Linked DNA regions of Homo sapiens: region 2 is linked to region 1. A link is a loop called in an ENCODE intact Hi-C map of the cell type or tissue named here. Cell type or tissue: PC-3. All regions are shown on one strand.

What was found. Hi-C counts contacts between places; a loop is a spot of excess contacts. Peaks named below come from ENCODE experiments on the same cell type or tissue, not always from the same donor. Only the 100,000 strongest peaks of a DNase experiment are listed, where the experiment ranks them.
Region 2: a loop joins it to region 1, with 4 times the contacts of the local background. A loop is called at or near these places in 15 of 110 quality-filtered maps.

The regions. Positions count from the first base shown.
Region 1 is chr10:48,655,318-48,657,817 of GRCh38, reverse strand. It overlaps a transcript of ARHGAP22 not described here. Among named protein-coding and RNA genes, the nearest start is that of WDFY4, 28 kb to the left of the region's middle. RefSeq lists an enhancer at 943-1,012 and a silencer at 1,263-1,852. In PC-3, a CTCF peak has its summit at 1,415 (motif pointing right); DNase peaks (open chromatin) are centred at 1,407, 1,767 and 2,187; H3K4me3 peaks cover 1,841 bases.
Region 2 is chr10:49,406,479-49,408,978 of GRCh38, reverse strand. No RefSeq gene overlaps it. Among named protein-coding and RNA genes, the nearest start is that of DRGX, 12 kb to the right of the region's middle. In PC-3, CTCF peaks have their summits at 128, 329 and 1,244 (motif pointing left); DNase peaks (open chromatin) are centred at 358 and 1,228; H3K27me3 peaks cover 117 bases.

The DNA.
Region 1 (2,500 bases):
TTATAAGGTGTTCATCCCAATGGCTTATATTTTAATTTATCATGTAAATTTAAATGCAGAATATCTTTCAATGTGTGAGAAACCTGGTTTGAGAAGCAAACACTGCCCTACCTTCTGCTGCTGCTAATGATGGACGAAGCAGAAGACACAAGCACTTCCAGGGCCCCTGCTAAAGGTTGCAGCTGGAACACACCATCCTGGCCATGGGCATGAGCATGGTGTACTTAATGCGAGCTGGGCACTTAGTTAAGTGCTCTGCCTGACTTTCCTCGCTTCATTCTCTAACAGACCCAGGGATTCAGCAGTATTACTATCCTCACTTTATACATGAGGAAGGGGGCTCAGGCTCTCTGAGCCCCCTAGAGACCCGGCTAAGAAGTGTCCGAGGCAGGAGTCAAACTCCATTCTCTGGCTCCTGAGTTCTGTTCTTTCCACCGAAGTTCGTGCCTCCTCCCCCAGCAAGCCTGGAGAGTGAGTGAGCCCTCACCAGGGCACAGACAGAGAAGGTCTGGCACACTCTTTTCAATGGAGCCCCCTATAGCTGTGGAGACTGACGGGGTCCAAGAACAGGACGCTATGACCTTGCTTCTCAGGCGCCCTGAGCTCTGGTGCTGTGGCAGACGTGTGCCTCCTTACCTCTGCCAGCTCCCACTCTCCACCACGGTCACCCTGCCCCACACCCGGGGTCTCCAGGGGCAGGCAGGTTACCACAATGCTTCGGGTGAGTGATGGCCCTGAGGCTGGACTGACCCAGCTCTACCCAAAGGCTGAATCAGGCTCTCCAAGGCTATCAGCCCATGGCTAACCACCCTGCCTTGGTCAAGGACAAGAGTGCAGGTGATTCCAGGTGAACCTTGACGCTGAACCCAGGTGAGCACGAGGCCACTCCACTCTCGGGGAAGGATCTCTCTGCCCAACACAGACTCTGGAAGCCAGTTCAACAAGAGCCACCTGCCTGCTTCCTCTGCTTTGACTTTCAAATGCCAGCCATGCTGCGTGTGGCTCTGGGACCTTGGGGAATGCGCTGACCCTTTGTGACCGTAGTTTCCCAGTCTACGGGCGGTGTAGGCGCCTTGGGAAGTAGCTCCGATCCCCCTCGGCAACCTCAGGGCTCCTCCCCTGCTAGTGATTTCTCCAGCCCCCACTCTCTCCCCATACTTAAGACACAGAACTGGGCCAGCTATGCAGAATTCACCTGCTCCGAGGAAGACTCAGTATAGAAAACCCTCTAAATCCCACACGCCCTGCCAACAGCACAGGGCGCACAGGACGGTGAGCTACAGATGAGGCTCGGGCGAGATGAGGTTGGGTAACCGGAAGCCAGGCGGGAAGGCGCAGCGAGCGGTCCGGGCACGCAGGAGGCCGCCTCCCCGAGGCCCGCCAGGGGGCGCCGTGCACCAGGGCCCAGGAAGTCGCCTCCGCCCGTGGCGCCACCCGCGCTGCCCGGCAGGGGTCAGCCTCGCCCGGCCATCCCCGACCCGGCTGCTGCACCCTTCTGACTCGCTGGGACCGCCCGCTGCGCCGCATCCCCCCCCCCCGCCCCCCCCCCCCCAGAGGCGCCGAGCAGCCGGGAGCTCCGTCCTGCCTGAGGATGCGGGGCCCAGGCTGCATCCCCCCGGCCCTGCTCGCCTGCTCATCACACGGAGGCCGGGGACAGGGTCACGGCCAGGGAGCCTGCGGGGCTAAAGGAGCGGGCCGGGAGCTCAAGAGCTGCCGCCGGGCGGCGAGGAAGGAGCCCCAGGCAGGCCCCGGGCGGCCGAGGCAGGGGAGGAGACGGCTGGCCCTGGTTCCAGGTGAGCAGCCCCGCCCGCTCTGCTGGAGGCCCCGCTTACCACCGGCGGGAGATGCGGGTGCAAGCCCTGGGGCGCACGTGGCCAGGCCACTGCCACGCCCGAGGGACGGGTTTTCGTCGCCACCTCGGCCCTGGTGAACCCTGTGACTGGAGTGCCTCCCAATCCCACCGTGATGCCCACCTCGGGGCGCTGCCAGGTGCCAGGCTAATGCGTGTGATCCACAGTGTGCTGAGAAGTGCTGACTGTCATTGTGAATGTCCGTGGTGGGGTGACGCCCGGGCAGGGTGCACTGGCCTGGTTCCAGAAGACCTGGCCTCTCCAGCTCCCACGGCGCGCCCGTTTGCTGCGTGGCCCATGCTGCTGGCGGCTGCTCCTGGCTGAGTCATTCCAAGACGAGCGTCCAGTCCGCGCTCTCTGCCGCCCTTCCCAGCGCTGCCCGGCAGGCCCCGGGAACTGTGCCCAGCTGTGCCCGCTTAGCTGGTGTATGACCTGCCTTTGAACTTGCTGCAAAGAAAGGTGGGTGAGGGAAAGGCGAGGGCTGGGGTGAGGGACTGGAGAGCAGTCTCCTGTCCCTTCTCCCCCTGAGGTCACTGTCCTCCAGCTGGTGGGCAGAACTCTGTCCCAAAGCCTTCCAAAGGAGAGGCCCACGCTGTAGGACCTTGTCCCCACTATAGGCTGAGGTTGGTAAAGGTCACAGAGGTGGTTCC
Region 2 (2,500 bases), 750 kb before region 1:
CACTCACCACTGGACCTGCACAGGTGGATACTCCAAATGATCTCCTTTTGTGCACCCTCACTATAGTTTCATTATGGTCCATTAAACAGCAATAATTAAAACAAAATATATTGGATTTGTTTATCCTGGACTTTGCAAGGAAATGAGATTTGCAACGGTGTTGGTGCACAGTTGAGGACTACAGGACTTGTAATTAGCAGGGTAATTAAGGAGGTGTCGCCTTTTTACTGCAACGGTGAACTTCTCAGGGATAATGAACTCTCCTGGTGGAGGGGAGTCCGGCTGGGGGTAGCCATGGGGACCAGGGGCTGCCTATTGCTGGTCCAGCCAGTAGGGGAGCTGGGGCTCATTTACGTAACAAAATGCTGCATGCCAGGTGCTGTTCTAGAAGCCAGGGTGCACCGTGGAGCTTGCATGAGAGCACTGAGACAGACACCAAGCATGTGCCAATAAAGCATTTGAGAAGGACTTAACAGCTAAGCAGGAAACCAAAGCAAGAATAAAGGTGGAGAGTAGTGGGGACGAGAATTGGGCTTCTTTCGTCTCGGAAGTCTTCTCTTGAAGAGAAGACTTTAAGCCGAGATTAGGATGAAGTGAGGGCCAGAGTCTTGAAGGCCACCCAGGGGCAGCTTTCCAGACAGTGGGAAGGGCAAGGACTGGTGGGAAGGTGGGTGATGGTGTCTGGCCAGGCTGGAGTGGGAACGGGGTACAGGAATGGGTTTTCTCCCCGACTGCCCCCGGTGTGATGCAGAGTGTGAGGACACCCCAGTGACCTCTTGCTCTCTACCCCCTGACACAGAAGGCAGACCTTGTCCCCACTAATTTATTCAATAAAGGCCCTCTCTCCAGGCTGTGTACCTCAGGTGGAGCTAGAGGCAGAGGCACCTGGGAGGACATATTCTTGAGTTGGAGTTGTGAGGTCCAGGGCACATCTCCAGCTTCACCTGTGGTGCCCACCTAAAGGAGAAGGGGTGCCCAGCTACTGTGGGGCTAGGGAGGTAGAATGAACTCCATCATCTGTCCCTTCATCCATCCATTTTTTCATTCCTCCTTCCTCCTTCCATCCACCCACCTATCCATCCATTCTCCACCCAGCAGGCATTTGCAATTTCTGATACCCCAGGCTGTTCCAGGGCCTTAGTAGGAGCAGGAACACCCAGATTGGCCCTGGCTCCTGCCATCCACATGAAGCTCTCTCCAGCGGAAAAGGAGCTACTCCGTCTGCAGTTTGGTGCCACCTGGTGGCAGCTGTTGGCTCTGGCTGAAATCAGTGAGGATGATTCTGGGCTGGGTGGCTCTGTGCAACTTCAGGACAGCAGCAGCTGTTTCAGAAAGTACCAAGTAGGTTAATGCCTCTTCTCAGCCCAGTCTGAGGAAGTTGAGCTGGGAGAATGTTGGGGATGCAGAGACCCCTCCCTGCCCCCACTTCCCTTTTCCCACGATTGGTGGCAGGCTACCTGGCTTCCCACTGTTTCCCCTGTGCTCCCTCGGAGGCAGTGGTTACTACTCTGAATTTACATTTTTATGGAGTTTATAGTTCTGTCCAGTGACCCAGAAAGTATGGCCACTGAGGAGTCTCTCTGTAGGGCTGTAGGCAGAGAGCCCCATCTGCTGCTGACAGCCCTCTGAGACCGTGGGAGGAGCCAAGCGGGTTCAGGGGAGGCTCTGAGGACCACCATATGCCACATGCTAGATGACCCTGCCTGGGAGAAACAGCCAGCAGCCTTGACCTTGACTCCTTTACTATCTGAACTTGTGAGTATCTTTTTTCCTGGCCACGGAAAACAGACCCCTGACCTCATGACTGATTGTCCTAGGACCTGCCTCTACAGGCTTCCAGCTCCACCCCAGAGACCTTTAGCTTTGGGCTACCTGCTTATGACCTCTTCCCCCAGCCAGCCTCTTTACTGAAGCATCTATCTGGAGGCTCAGGGCTTTCCTACAGACCTCTGTCCCTGGCCTGGGTCCTCACATAAGTGTCCAACATCCCAGGCCGTCCCTGAGACCCTGCCTGGCTCTAACTTTGCCACCACTGACTAGAGTGGCTGACTCAGAGGCCTCTGGGATTTGCATGATGGATGTAGTTTTCCACATGGAGCTGTGCTCGTGGGTGTCTCACCACCCAAGAGGATGGGCCACTTGGTTAAGGAGGGGGAGCTGAAGGTTGCTCAAGGTGGAAGTGAAGATGAAGAGAAAAATACTTGCATGCCAATGGTCACTGATGGGCTTTCACAGAAATAGGAAGGACTGTGAGTAATTTGAGGCATCTGCAATATGCTTATTCTTTGATCAGATCATGTATCTACTGAAAATTTATTTTAAGAAAATAACAAAAATTAGCCCAGCAAATTTTTGTATTTTTTGTACAGATGGGGTTTTGCCATGTTGTCCAGGCTTGTCTGGAACTCCTGGGCCTGCCTCAGCCTCCCAAAGTGCTGGGACTACAGGCATGAGCCACCTCCCACTGCTAGTTTTAATTTTTTGTCTTATGTCCTTCGTT